Regions from separate parts of the Mus musculus genome. Here region 2 is linked to region 1. Evidence: chromatin loops called from intact Hi-C (ENCODE). Cell type or tissue: gastrocnemius. All regions are shown on one strand.

Region 1 (8,000 bases):
AATTCAGTCAGTAAATATTTAACTTACGATAAGTATTATATTTAATTTTGTATCCGTCTATATTATGGTTTCTGATTTCAAGAAATTTTTTGTTTAGTGAGAGTCTTGACTTTAAACAAATTAATCACAAATAGTACAATATAATAATAAGACATTGCATGCAAGAAGACAGAAGTGTTATGAACACATGTAGTAGTGACAATATCACAGAGGAGGTTCCTTTAAACTGAGGTGAGAGGAATGCTTAGAAATTAATCAAGTGAGGTATGATACTCAGATGTAATGAAACATAGAAGTAGCAGAGTTTGATCTGTTTCAAGAAGAAATAGAAAGCTAGAGAGAGGAAGCACTCAGTGAGAATGCTGGAGAACAGCTAGAAGAGTCAGCTACCCATACATTGGTGCTGGAAGATCTAAGCAACACGTCTCAAGGCTTGTACTTTAAAGAGCATTATGATAGCTGTCTTAGGCAAGGGTTCTATTCCTGCACAAACATCATGACCAAGAAGCAAGCTGGGGAGGAAACTTCCACATCTCTGCTCATCACCAAAAGAAGTCAGGACTGGAACTCAAGCAGGTCAGGAAGCAGGAGCTGATGCAGAGGCCATGGAGGGATGTTCCTTACTGGCTTGCTTCTCCTGGCTTGCTCAGCCTGCTTCTTCCAGCCCAGAGATGGCACTGCCCACAATGGGCCCTCTCACCCTTGTTTCACTGAGAAAATGCCTTACAGTTGGATCTCATGGAGGCATTTCCTCAAAGGAGGCTCCTTTCTTTGTGATAACTCCAGCTGTGTCTAGTTGACACACAAAACCTAACATAACAGTACAAAAGGTATGCGCTATTCTCTTTCTCTGGGACAAAGCTCACCAGCTCAGCACCTTTACACCCCTTTTCTTTCTTTTTCTTCTTCTTTTTCTTTTTCTTTTTCTTTTTTTTTTCTTTTTCTTTTTTCTCCTCCTCCCCCTCCCCCTCCCCCTCCCCCTCTCCCTCTCTTCTCTTTTTTCCTTTCTGGCTTATTAATGTCCAGATCACAAACACATTGAATTTTGTGGGTAATTTAGTGTGCCATAATTACTCAACTCTCCACATACTATTAATAGACATATATACATAAATGAATGAGCTTAATAGTGTCCCAATAAAACTTTATGTATATGTACCAAAATATGCTATGTACTTTGCATGAGGGAAATCATGGGAAATATTCTTAGTTTTGTAAAAATATGGAAAGTATTTTTAGTTTGTAGTCTTTGTAAAATAAGTTGGTGGCTGGTTATGGTCGCTGGGCTCTAGGTTACTAACTTGTGCTGTATACTTTTGTCTAGCTTTGCCTCTACCTCTCATGGTACTTTAACTCTATATGGCAGTTTCTCAGGTTGTTGCAATTTTTACAGAGATGATCAATTTTAAATAAGGAGCAATACAAGCGCTCCTCTTCTGTTTATTTACCTTACATTTACATTTTCCATATAAGAATCAGTGAAATATGGCTGACCAATTCTATTTTTTCCATATATGGGTTTTTAAGAAAATGGGCAATTTTGTATTTTTCTTGTAAATCTTCCCAATGTTATATTTGGTGCTTGCTTGCTTTGAAACCAACGTTTTGTGTTTTCATCTTTTCTTTACCTGCTAATATTTCTTCTGAATTTAATGTTGCAGGCTAAAGAAAAATTGGCATAGATACATTTTAAAAAGAATGAAAAGTCAATGACAACAGAACATGGAAACAGGAGAGAGATTTGGGAAAGAGGAGTACAAGGAGATACTTGGGGGACTTTGATCAAAGAACATCTTTATAACAAGTATTTATATAAATTGTAGAGTGTTAAAAGGGGATGTGTAGCAATTGAGAATATCAATAAAATACATTGTATGGAAGTGTTATTATAAAAAGTTTAATTACATAAAAAAATTCCCCACAGCTGCTTGCAACTGTTGGCTGTATGACTAGATACACTACTTCCTTTATATACATCACCATTTATACCGTCCCTATGCTTTCAGTTCTACAACAATGCAGTACCTACCCAAACCAGTGCACACAGTAAGGGCAGACAGAGGTGGTCCAAATCCCATGTATTGTATTCCATGTATTCCTTGTATCATATGTGAAATGTTGACACCTTATTAAGTTCTTGGAGTTTTTTTTTAAGTAATTCAAAGCCGTGTAATCAGTGAATGGGACTTTCCGGCCACCTTTCCCTTTAAGCATCATCTGTTATCACATGGTTTAGCCATGTTGAGTGATTTGGGAGAACAGCCTATATTATCATATGGGTTTAGCCATGGTGAGTGATTTGGGAGAACAGCCTATATTATCATATGGGTTTAGCCATGGTGAGTGATTTGGAAGAATAGCCTATATTATCACATGGGTTTAGCCATGGTGAGTGATTTGGGAGAACAGCCTATATTATCACATGGGTTTAGCCATGGTGAGTGATTTAGGAGAATAGCCTATATTATCACATGGGTTTAGCCATGGTGAGTGATTTGGGAGAATAGCCTATATTGGGTGCTGAGGGTTAGGTTTGCAGCTACAGAGCTAGAAGTAAGAACCAATTAGAGTATTCCTAGATATGAATTACTGACACTTAAATGACAGTATGCCTGGTAAACATAGTCTCAACTTTACATTAATCTTTCCTTTGCTTTGTTTTTTACTTCTGAAAACTTAGGTTTTACAGTTCTCTGGAAGACCCCCTTAAGAACGGACCACACCCACCTGCAGCTCCCCAGCTGTTAAAAGTTCATAGTCAAGTAGCCATAGTTTCTAAGGAAGCAGCCACTTACTCTAGGTAGAGTTCTTTTTCCATTTCAGTGCTGGTGATGAATGTAACTACTAAACTCACTGAAAATGGGAGCACAGTTGTGGATTGAGGAGCTAATGTCATTAACATGCTTAGCCTCAGAACACTGCTTTAGTCTGCTTTTATATTCTATTTATGCATTGGTTTAGTTTTTAACTTCTAATACAGAATGAAGAAGTCTGTGTCTTTTGTTTATTCACTTTGAGATATGTTAAATTAACTTCCTGAGTTTGCCTTTAGTCTCTTCAGTTCAGTCATTTACCTCTGAAAGAAGAGAAGCAGAGAGAGAGCTCATGCTGCAGACAGACATGTTCTTAGATGATAGAGAAGGACCTGCACGACATTGATGGTTCTTTCATATTTATTATTATTTTTTTAACCATTGGAGGGTAGAACTTCATTAATTTCCTCTTTTCCTGGACTACAGAATGGCTTACCGTTACATTTTTAGCTGATTATTTTAAACCTGGTTTCTATTTCTTATTCACTTTCCCTCAATAGTAACCGTTGACTCAAAGACAGGAGAGACTGAGAGACCCACACATTGAATCTCTTGGTACCTGCTCTTCACCCTAGCGCTCACTCACATGTCCTCACTGCACTGAAAGCGGTACACATAGCCATACGTTCCGATTAGAGATATGCAGATCACCTTTGTTTCTATATGATCTGTTAAAACTGACTTCCTGTGATTCATGTAATCACATCAGTGGAGGCAGGTTCTTAATAACCTTTGTGGACTTGGCCTCATCGCGTGTTGGAGGTGGCCATTGTCACAACTTTTTAAACCAAAAAGTAGTTACAGTGCTATAGCGATGTTATTATTAGTAACTTAAATCCATAGAGGAAGATAAGAAGAAAATCCCACTCCATGTTTTTAGACTATCCTATTTAAATAGAAAAAAATTCAATAAATCTTGATCACCAGTTTTGAGAGTCCTGCATTCATAGTGATGGACTGTAAATTCTTTCCCAGATATTTTACTATTTGTAAAGAAAGAAAAAAATAAGTATTTTAGGTCATAAGGACACCTCTGAATATGAAATTTTATCTCATTTAAAAACCTACACAGCTAAGTCAAAATAGAACTGTGGGATTTTGCTGAGAAGATGATTTGATTATTTATATTCTTGAAAACTGTTTAACTTTTCCATAGATTCTTACCACCCAGAATAGCTCAACCCTATATTATTTTAAAGTTATTTCCTGTTCATGTTAATAAATGCTGTTGCTTCTGAACATGTAGGCAGTTCTGCTTCTAAGACATCTCATGAAAATGCCATGAACTAGGTATATGTCTACTCCCAGACAGCTCGTCTTATGTAAAAACTTTTTAAGAAAAATTCCCTTATCCCTGCTTACAGAATCGCAGCTTTTATTTTCAGATTCATTTTCTTCTTGGTTGTCTATGTATATATATGATATATGGGATATATAATGTGGTTGACATTACATTGTGCTTGATGAAAAAACAGTCATAGGCTTACGCATTAAATTTAAATGTCTGAAATTTCGGATATAATTAGTAAGTGACCTAAATAACTGTCATTCCTTTACATGGCTCACCTTCATGTCTAAATACTGATGTAGAATAGGTGCCGACTTGTGTTTATTCTGCTGTCTTTTCTTACTTTCATTTTTTCTTCCCCCTGTCTTTTTTTCCCTGTCAAGTGTAAGCAGGTCTACAAGAACTGTAGAAGGTGCTTTGGAAGGCTTTGGAAACTTTCCTGCCTTCTCCCCTCCTACTAGATACAGTGCTGTAGTCGTCAGTGATGCGGCTGCCACTGTGTCTGCTGCTCTCGCTGCGAAAACCAGGTAGAATTATGTGTGCAGTATATGTCTGTGGTCCCAGCGTCTTCCAGTGTTCAGAGGCTGGGTTCTGTAGTGAGCTCCCCCTTGTGTCGTATGCGTGTCACACAGGCTGTGAGTAAATCCACAGGATTGGAGAATGTTCTTGAAAAGCAGCCATGGCTCCATTTTCACAGCTCCCACTATTCGTATCTCTCAGTTGTGCTCACTATCATGTATTATGTTCCTACAGACTTTAGAGTTTATAGCTTTCAGTTGTCGCTGAGGCTGAGTCAGGTAGAAATTAAATTTCTGATGATGCTATCGTATTCCACAACATTGGTGAATTAAAGCCTAATTATTCCGTGAAACAGCCCTTCTATGTGCCTTGCTTCTATACTATTTCACATTTATAGGTGTAATGCTTGCTTTTTTTTTTTTTTTTTTTTTGGTTTTTGGTTTTTGGTTTTTAGTTTTTCGAGACAGGATTCCTCTGTATAGCCCTGGCTGTCCTGGAACTCACTTTGTAGATCAGGCTGGCCTTAAACTCAGAAATCTGCCTGCCTCTGCCTCCCAAGTGCTGGGACTAAAGGCGTGCGCCACCACGCCTGGCTTAAATGCTTTTGAAAGCTAGCCTTGCATGACTGTAATAAAAATTTCCTTAGTTGTTTTTGTATTTGAGAAAAGGTCTCTCTGCATAGCCCTAGCTGTCCAAGGAACTCACTTTGTACACCAGACTGTTTTAAATCAAACTCACAGAAAGGAAGATCGGCCTGACTCTGTCTCTCAAGTACTGGGATTAAAGGTGTGTGCCATCCGGCCAAGCCAAACAATACAATGAAATCTCGGTGCTTCTATTCACCCTCCCCACTGCTTTGCTTTGTCTTTGTCTCCCTCCTCCCCATCTCTTTCTCACTCCTAAAGGAGATGTCTCAGACCGTAGACTGAAAGCGGGCATTCTTTTGTGGACACTGCAAGTTGTCACTGACGCTCCTCTCTGAATGCTTGCCAGGCTCTTCGGCCCTGAAAACTCCCAGTCTCTTCTGGATGCACTGTGCATCAGCACTGTCCCCAAGCCTCTAGCTCTTTCCTGTCTTCAGTCCTCTGAGGAGTCGAGTGGCTCTGTCCACGTTAAGAAGAGCAGGTACTATGGAGGGACCATGGCTTGTGGAAGGTTGTTTCCTCTAACAGCACACTATGATGTAACAGGCCAGATGCAAAGGTTGCAGGACTGATGTAAGCTGTGTTGAATTAGCTGCACTTTCAATGCAGTGCCCAAGCCCATGCATGCTCTCTCATTGGCCTGTCGCTCACCTTCTAATCCATTACGATGTCTTTAATAGCACTCTTGATGTTTGGTATGAGGTCATGAATAATTTTGCCAATATTTAAACTGTAGTGGAATCTGGGCTTTTATTACATGGCTACAGCTGCAGTACCATAGTCAAATGATTAATAATCCATGCATTTTTAAAAGATGGAAAGCAATATAATTATTATGGCTGACTACTATCTTATAGTCCATATGCATGAGAATTTTACTTGAAAAGTTATTTAATTTTTACTGTATGTGCTAAATGCATGTGTTCAGCTTTATATTGCTGTGATAATATACATGGGATAAGCAGTTTGTGCAGAGGTAAGGATTGTTGTGGCTTGTGGTTTGGGGTTTCGGTGTGTGGTTGCCTGGCTCCATTGCTTTTGTGCCTGTGATCAGGACCATGTGTTAGAGCTGAGCTGTTTAACCTCACAGTGGCAGGAAAGGGGAGGGGCTGGGTCCCCATGCTATCTGTAAGGGCACACTGCTTATCACCTGACTGCCTCCCAATGGTGCTCACCTCCTCAAGGGTACACCACTTCCCATAGTGCCACAGGCAACCACTTAAGCTTTTCCAGAGCCAAACTATAGAAAATCAGAAATAATTACAGAAAATTAATGGTTAACCCAGAAGTTACTAAGCATAATACAGAGATAAAAATAGCCCAGGGTTGGCTAAATGTGTAATCTCAGTGAGTCAGGCAGAGAACATATGTTGTGTCAAATGTAAAATCAGTAGCAAAGTAAACGTCTACCACTGTAGCTAGTGGTGGTCGGCTATAACGAGCTGTCAGTCTCTGGCTACCCAGCATTACAGAGCTTCTCATTATGCTACACTGCAGTTCTACAGTAGTTAGTAAAGTGTTTAAGTTGGTGTCAGGGAGAGCAGACCATTTCTAAGGGAAAACACTGAAGTTGTTTAAATTTTAGGTTCTTGAGTCTAGTTGGACCACACTTTAAGAACTGGATGGGATGTTATGTGACTCTACTCCTTCAGAGTTCCTTGGTCATCATCACATAGGTAATACCTGCAGCTCCAGCCTGAAAGAAGCTCTCTGGGAACCCTGTGAGAGGGAACATTAGTAGTCCGTGCTTTGCCTTTTATCAGCGGCGATACACAAAGCACATATTTTGATATTTGAGACAGGGTGTAGAGTTAGGAGCATGACTCAGTGGAATGCTTGTCTAAGAGCTGAGGATCTGGGTTCTGTTTCTATCACTGGAAAAATAACCATAATGTACATAAGTACACATGACTTAGATTTTTATAGCTTCTTTATAGTGTGCCTCAGATCCTTAATGTTTGAAAAGTAAGTTTAAAATTTAAGTATTAGGTGTTAGTGGGGAGAGAATTTATATAAACCCTTGTATAAAAAAATACAACCTAAATTAAAACATGTTAGCTTACAATAATCTTCATAGGACTTTTAACTTAATTTAAATAATTGTAATTTAAAATTGTACCTCAGATTAAAATCCAGAACTGAAACTATACTTATAAGTAAATTGTTACATGAAGTATTAATTTAGTAACCATATTCACTAACAATATCATTACCATTAAACTACACACTTAGAACATAGATACAATTATCAGTGCCATTTTCAACACTTAACTCAGTGTTGAGGATTGTACAAGTACTTTAGTTCATGCTTGTTATAACCCTGGAAGAAAGGCAATATATTTGTACTGTTTGAAGATAAAGAACTTTACTAAGGTTAAGTAATATACTCCTAGCATGGCAGAGTTCCCATCCTTAAGTAATCTTAATGTAGTGAAGACAAGGTACATATAAAACTTACAGTTTTTAAAACAGCCATCACAAGTGAATGTACATTTATATGCCAGATATTAAATAAATGATAATAAATAGATAAGTTAATTACAAGTAGTTAATTTGTAACAGCTTGAGGAGTTAAATATAGAATAGTGTTAAAAATAGAATAACTGCCTATGGTAGAGCACAGCACTAAGTGGGTACTTTTAGTTCTTCTGTTAAGCACAGGTAGAACTCGGATGCTTGCAAAAGGAAGGTGTTGAAGGGTACCTGTCGTACAAAGTCTGCCTGGAAAGAATAGTA
Region 2 (8,000 bases), 190 kb before region 1:
ATATTGTTTAACTTTGGTTTCTCCACCTATAATAATTGTGAGTCTTCTTGGGCATAGTAGCCTGGGCTAGCATTTTTGATCTCTTAGGGTCTGTATGACATCTGCTCAGGCTCTTCTGGCTTTTATAGTCTCTGGTGAGAAGTCTTGTGTAATTCTGACAAGTCTGCCTTTATATGTTACTTGGCCTTCTTCCCTTACTGCTTTCAATATTCTTTCTTTGCTTTGTGCCTTTGGTGTTTTAATTATTATGTGATGAGAGGAATTTCTTTTCTGGTCCTATCTGTTTGGTGTTCTGTAGGCTTCTTGTATGTTTATGAGCATTTCTTTCTTTACGTTAGGAAAGTTTTCTTCTATAATTTTGTTGAAGATGTTTGCTGGCCCTTTGAGTTGGAAATCTTCACTCTCTTCTACAGCTATTATTCTCAGGTTGGGTCTTTTCATTGTGTCCTAGATTTCTTCAATGTTTTGAGATAGGAGCTTTTTGCTTTTTGAATTTTCCTTGACTGTTGTGTCTATGTCTTGTATCTTCTGCCGCTGAGATTCTCTTCTATCTCTTGTATTCTGTTGCTGATGCTTACATCTGTGATTCCTGTTCTCTTTCCTAGGCTTTCCATCTCCAGGACCGTCTCCCTTTGCGATTTCTTTATTGCTTCTACTTCCATTTTTAGATCCTGGAGGGCTTTGTTCAATTTCTTCACCTGTTTGATTGTATTCTCCTGTGCTTCTTTAAGGGATTTATGTGTTTCCTTTTTAAGGGCTTCTACTTGTTTATTTATGTTCTTCTGCCTTTCTTTAAGGAAGTTATTTATGTCCTTCTTAAAGTCCTCTAACATCTTCATGAAATGAGAGTTTAGTTCTGAATCTTGTTTTAAGGTTGTGTTTGGGGATCCAGGACGTGCTGTAGTGGGAGAACTGAGTTCTGATGTTGCCAAGTCAAATTGGTTTCTGTTGCTTATGTTCTTATGCTTGCCTCTTGCCATCTGGTTATCTCTGGTGTTATCTGGCCTCCCTGTCTCTGACTGGGGCCTGTCCTTTCCTGTGATCCTGTGATCCTGGGGAGTCCAGCTGTGGGGTCCAGCTGCCACTGTGCTATGTGGGATCAGGTCTCTACTCAGAGTGGGCACAGGTGGAAGCCGGAAGATGCCCAGGTTCTGGCTAGGCTGGAATCTGCTTCCCTGGTCAGAGGGGTCCTGGTATGCTGGGATCTCTGGGCAGAGTTTAAGATCTCACTTGTAAAGCTGGATGTGTCTGAATACCTGGGGGTCGAGCTGCAACTGATATGTGTGATATGAGGGATCCCTCAATGACATAATGTGTTTGTCTGGCCAGAAACCCCTCCCTTGATGTAATTGCTTCTACATTTTCACTGCAATGCCTGCCTACTTACTTTACTGAGTTTATAATTCAAAATATACAACTTTTGAAGGGAAATGTGGCAATGTCAAAGTGAAGAAACAGAGGGAAGACTAGGGATTCCTTCTAACTCTACACTGTCCCCATCTTCACCGTCACCTTTTCCCTCTTTCTCTGTCACCACGTTAAATTCAATACAAAATCTTAACAACTTATTATTAAGCTGAATATGTTTAGAAATTGTGTTGGGGGTGCAAACATTTAATTCTTTATGACTTTATATTTGTGGCTATCCAGCACAGAATCAACTCCACCCAGCTATCTCAAACTGAGCCCCTGATCTTTTCTTTCCAGTCCCTATAGACAGACAGACAGACAGACAGACAGACACACACACACACACACACACACACACACTATAATATTCATACCACAAAGGCACACACACACTGTACTCCTCCACTAGCGCTTCACATCTCAATGCTAACTTATTTCTTCCTGTTCCTCAGGACATGACAGTGGTAGTTTATTTCAACATCTCCTTTCCTCTTATACTCTTGACAAATCTGTGTGACTAGCCTATTGCTACATACCCAGAATCAAGATCTTCCACCATTGAACACAGTAACATTTCCACTGCCTTTCTTATACATTATTGCAGTATAATATTTTCTCTTTCACTGTTACTTGGAAGACAGCACAGTGAACCCTCTAAAGTATAAAGTACAAACTACATCTCTCCTCTGCTCAAACCCTCCCAGCTCCTTTTCCACTGGGAAAACTGGTTTTGTACCCACCAGATCCTCATGTCTCACCAATCTTATCTCCTGCTTTCCCGATTCCTTCAATTCTAGCCACACCAGACTTGTTTATATTTGCAAACACATCTACCCTGTTTCTGCGTGACCTCTGGAGGTCCAGGTTCATTGCAGGAAATATTTTAAAAAGAACTGGCAGGCCTCCCGTGCTACCGCCAGCAACCAGTGGACCACATGGCTCCAGCCAGGTGATCTCAACTTGGCCATCTCTCTGTGCCAGAGCTCTCTTGGTGGATCTCTGTGACCAGGTCCATGCTACAACCATCCACCCCTGACAGGCCATCACAATATCCATTTACCCGGTTGAATCAAAACTCTTGAAGCTTATAATTAGCCAATGAGATTTATGTATCAATAAATGATCAATTTACAAAATGCCAGTACAATAATTTCAGAACCAATTGAAAATGATAAAAGCTTTAGTCCAATTATTCTAACCTTATGGTATCATAACTACCTGCGGCTGGTTATTGTTATGAAAATCTTCATGAGAAGTCACTTTTCAGTCTGGAAGAGTTTTGATTCTAGGGAAGGCAGAGGCGTCTCCCTCGGAGATGGTAACTTTGAAGAACTCTTAATAGCTCTTAATGCACGGCATGGTGGTAACAGCATTGTCACAGCAAATGAACACGTTTCAGTGAGTTTTGAGTTACTTGTAATACTTTCCATAAACCCTCCAATGTGGGAAAAAGAGTTTGAAAGTTAGTTTCCCGCTGTCTCTGCAACTCTTATTCTGCCTCCCTTTTCCCTTTCCAATCACAGGCCTCCTGCTGCCCTAATGTAATTGGACAGAGAAAATCTTGTGACTCAGGTTTACTTCCTTTTGCCGTAAGGAACCTCTCCTAACTACCCGAGGACCTTGTTCTTGTGCTGCCGAGAGTGTTGTTCAAACATCTGACCTCACCACGGATCCATCTTCTCCATCGTCTCCCACGGACCCATCGTCTCCCATGGGCCCATCGTCTCCCACGGACCCACCATCTCCCACGGACCCATCGTCTCCCTCCGTGGAAACTGCACTGAACCTGCACTCATCCTTCATTTACCTCAGGCCTCAGAGCTGATGAACACACTCCTTATACCACATTTTAACTCTATTTTCTGGCTCCATGCAATGCAATATAAACGGACAGCAAGCACTCTCCATACATCCTTTCCTTTAATACTGTAAAAAGTTTCTGAAAAGTGTCTATAGATCGTGATCACTATAACATCAATAACCTTGAATTAATCAATCAATGAATAATCGAATAGGCAGAAGCAGGACTTCCACAGCCCACCTACTTTCTCTCTTAAATAACACAAGGACAGACCACTGCTGCCTGCTCCTTTAGTTCCATCTTGAAGTTTAATAAAACCAATGGCCACCCTGCATCTTCTTGTAAAAATATGCTAGCATTTGCACCTGTGTGTGTGTGTGTGTGTGTGTGTGTGTGTGTGTGTGTGTGTGTATTTATGTGTGTGTTTGACCCAATAGTCATTCTTTTTCCTCAAATCACTGTTCTGGGGTCGGGTTCTTTCCTAGTGAAATACCCCCATTTGACAGTTCTCTCTTTTTATACAATGGTTCGGTAACACCTGAAAACCTCTTCTAACTATATTCATGCCTGTGATTTAATGGTGCCTAAAGTTAAGGGCTAGTGCGTATAAGTTCGTGAAACTGTGCATTAAGGGTATGCCCTTCCCAGGTAGACTTAGCCCTAGTGTGATTTAGGAAGGTCTAATAATCTAAATCTCAGGAACTACTTCTAAGAACTTCATTCTACCCTCAAATGTGGAGTTTTTTCAAGACATGATGAGAAATACAAAGTGCTTTTCACTGTTTCCAGACAGTGCTCGGGGACCTAGAATCAGGTTCAAGGCAGGCATTCTCCAGGTATTCGTCCTCTGTGGTGGGCTGCTGTGTAACCTCAGCTTCAGACTGAAGTCCTCTACACTCCAGATAGAGTTGGGAAGAAACCGAGCAACTCTGATGGCAGCTTAGGGAAGACTTTGTCCTTATTATTTCTGTGAGTCCTGAAACATAACTAGGAATTATTTAAAGAAAAGGAATTGTCCCCATAAGAGAGCAGTCCACAAGACCGGGGACAGTCAGAACCTGGTGCTTGGCGTGGAGTGGATGTCTGTTAATTGAGGTAATTGATTAAACAATCATCCTGCAAAACTGAAAGAACTGTTTTGTGGATGTCCAGCAGAGGGCGCTACACAACCAAAGAAAGCTGGCTTCCATCTGAAAGAAGCTGTGCAAACCAGTAAAGATGTGAACCTGTTTAAAAATTTATATATGTATCAACAAATACTGAGTATCTTTTCAAAAAAAAGTGAAATTTTCTACAGCAAAAGCCAACTTTGGACCTCAAGAACGATTAACATAATAAAAGCTAGAAAACACATTTTAAAGACAAGATTAAAATACTTATGTATTTATACACAACAATACTATACATAGGTCCATTCTTGTTTTGAATGCCTGTTCAGTGAGCAAGAATGAAAATTCTGAACCTGTCCTAGTTAGGGTTTCTATTGCTATGATGAAACACCGTGACCAAAAGTGAATCAGAGAAGAAAGGGTTATTTCAGCTTACACTTCTGCATAGTAGCCCACCATCGAAGGGAGTCAGGAGAGGAACTCAAACAGAGCATGGAGAGGCGCTGCTTTCTGACTTGCTCATGTGACTTGCTCAGTCTGCTTATAAAACGCAGTACCAATTTGCAAAACACATGAAACTGAAGAAGAACGAAGACCAAAGTGTGGACACTTTGCCCCTTCTTAGAATTGGAAACAATCACCCATGGAAGGAGTTACAGAGACAAAGTTTGGAGCTGAGACAAAAGGATGGCCCATCTAGAGACTGCCATATCCAGGGATCCATCCCATAATTAGCCTCCAAACGATGACACCATTGCATACACTAGCAAGCGTTTGTTGCAAGGACCGTAAAATAGCTGTCTCTTGTGAGACTAGGCTGGGGCCTAGCAAACACAGAAGTGGATGCTCACAGTCAGCTATTGGATGGATCACAGGGCCCCCAATGGAGGAGCTAGAGAAAGTACCCAAGGAGCTAAAGAGATCTGCAACCCTATCGGTGGAACAACATTATGAACTAACCAGTACCCCGGAGCTCTTGACTCTAGCTGCAAATGTATCAAAAGATGGCCTAGTCGGCCATCACTGGAAAGAGAGGCCCATTGGACAGGCAAACTTTATATGCCCCAGTACAGGGGAATGCCAGGGCCAAAAAATGGGAATGGGTGGGTAGGGGAGTGGGGGGGGGGGTGTGGGGGACGTTTGGGATAGCATTGGAAATGTAATTGAGGAAAATAAGTAATAAAAAAACAACAACAACAACAACAACAAAAAACGCAGTACCAACAGCCCAGGGGTGGCACCACCCACAATGGGCTGGCTCCTTCCCTTTTAATCACTAATTAAGAGAATGCCTTACAGGTATGTTCTCAACTGAGGCTCCCTCCTCTATGATGACTCTAGTTTGTGTCAAGTTGACATGAACTGACCAGTACACAGGGAGTGAGCCAAAAGGCCATGGAAACAAAATTGAAGAGGTATATCAGAAGTTGCAGAAGGTAAGTAAAGGCATTTCACTACATTTCCTATGAGCCAATGTTATTACATCTAGAAACCACTAGAGGGCGCGAGCTGTGCAAATGTGTGTGCAGGTTTCCTCTTTGTGGCTACTTGAATTCTTCCGTGTGGCAGTCACCTATGGAATAACATGTTCCAGTGCGTGCTACTCCATAAAGACGTTGTCACAACGCTGCCTAGACATCTTAGTACCCACAGCGGGAAACTAACTTTCAAACTCTTTTTTTTTCCCTACAATGGAGGGTTTATGGAAACTTTTACGAGTAACTCAAAACTCACTGAACGTGTGTTCATTTGTTTGTTGTGACAATGCTGTTACTAATTATCACCGCGCCGTGCATTAAGAGCTATTAAGGGTTCTTCAAAGTTACCATCTCCGAGATAGACGCCTCTGCCTTCCCTAGAATCAAAACTCTTCCAGACTGAAAAGTGACTTCTCATGGGGATTTCCATAACTATAAACCCCGAGCTATAGAGGTGTGAGGAGAAGATAAGGGCTCCTTTTGTAGCCAGACACAACAAGAGCCATTGAATACCTGACTGCCAGTCCATCTTCTCCTTGTTCTCCGCTCAACTTCATAACCATGATCACATAGGATGCTGTCTAAATACGGAAAGGCGGAGCTGTTGGTGGGAGGTTTATGGAGCTCCCCAGCCGCAGTGCCTTTGTTCCTAGATCACAGTCTGTTGCTGAGTATTAAGCATTGCCCCACCACAGGTGCTCAGACCACGGAAAAGATGAATTTTCTAGACGTGGAGTCTGGCTCAGATGAACCTAATCAAGGTCCAGAGCTTGCAAGTGACAAAGTAAGATCCGAATCTAAACGTCTGACTACACCCATCCTTAATGACTTTTCTTGCTCAAAGAGTTACTAATTACAAGTACTCCAGGCAGAAGCAAGACAGCCCCTGAGCTCAGGACCTGTGAGCAATAAATACTCCTTTGCTTTTGATTCACAGGAGGCTCCTTCCTAGAAGGGCTGTACTGGCAGGTGCAGTTCAGCAACTAAACAGAAGTTCACAACCGAGTGCCAATCGGTCTATGCTAAGTGAAAACCAGAAACAGATCCCAGTCCTTCCCACGAGACGTGAGTGAGAGATGAAAATAAAGACTTACCGCTCTGTAAGTACCGAACATAGAGTTCCATTCAGACCAGGTATGGAAACTGTGTCATGAGTGATGACCATCTAGTCACATTTCAATCATCCATCCATTCATACAAACATTCACTCACTCATTCACTCACTCACTCATTCATTCATTCATTCATTCTCTAACTTCCCACTACCATTCACTCATTTTCCAAAAACTTCAGTCATTAGAAGATGCCTTTAGAGCCAGGCCTGATGGCTCACGCTTAAAATCCCACTATAGGAAGCCCTGTGTTAATGAAGTCCTGAGTGAATGTGTATTGTTTGGTGTGGACTACATCAATGACCCTAGCCACAGACCCATGGGAAGTGGCAAAGCCTTCCCCCACCCCAGAATGAGTCTTGGAGGGATGGCAGAGCCTTCCTTTGGTCCATGTGCAGATGTTGATAGCTTGTGCATAAAATATCCACTACAGCTTTCTCTCTTCCTTCCACAGCACAGCCTGAAGACTTCGAGCCTACAAAGACTACTCCTAAAGAGAGAAGCTAAACCTACCTCCTTGATCCAGCCATAGCCTTAAGCCCTGCTACCTTGTTTTACATGTATGCAATAACCCTGCCTTCATGTCCAGCTGTATACAATAACCCACCTCCCTATTCAACTCTGTATGATAAACATGTTGAAATCCAAGGGGCTAGGGTTTCCCTAGACCGCCCAACCCCACTGTGTGTGTGTGTGTGTGTGTGTGTGTGTGTGTGTGTGTGAGAGAGAGAGAGAGAGAGAGAGAGAGAGAGAGAGAAAATGCATGTGTCTTTATTCCCTCTCCCCACCCAGTCAGGCCAAATCCCTGAAAGCTATGCAAGGATGTAGCATCCTACCTGGGTGGGAGCTAAGGTTAAAAAGATTTACCATAAGTTCAAAGCCAGCCAGAGCTATATAGTTCCAGAATAAGCCGAGTGTGAGCCTCTACCTCAAAAAGTGGTAATAATTAATAATAATAATAATAATAATATTATGGGGTGTCAAGCTTTCTCTCGTTTTATATCCTTTCTGTTTATGGAGTTCCAGAGTCTGTAAAACACAAATTTAGTAAAATCAGATTTACAGCAAAGGTAAAGACTTCAACCAGGTT

Evidence for each region. Hi-C counts contacts between places; a loop is a spot of excess contacts. Peaks named below come from ENCODE experiments on the same cell type or tissue, not always from the same donor. Only the 100,000 strongest peaks of a DNase experiment are listed, where the experiment ranks them.
Region 2: it touches region 1 in a loop (9-fold over the local background); 37 of 42 quality-filtered maps call a loop at or near these places.

Annotation. Positions count from the first base shown.
Region 1 is chr3:142,279,597-142,287,596 of GRCm38, reverse strand. All of the region lies in intron 7 of Pdlim5 (PDZ and LIM domain 5), which reads left to right. Among named protein-coding and RNA genes, the nearest start is that of Pdlim5, 110 kb to the left of the region's middle. In gastrocnemius, a CTCF peak has its summit at 4,706 (motif pointing left); a DNase peak (open chromatin) is centred at 4,706; H3K4me3 peaks cover 673 bases; H3K27ac peaks cover 272 bases.
Region 2 is chr3:142,472,441-142,480,440 of GRCm38, reverse strand. No RefSeq gene overlaps it. Among named protein-coding and RNA genes, the nearest start is that of Gbp5, 20 kb to the left of the region's middle. In gastrocnemius, CTCF peaks have their summits at 4,357 (motif pointing right) and 5,816 (motif pointing right); a DNase peak (open chromatin) is centred at 4,358; H3K4me3 peaks cover 302 bases.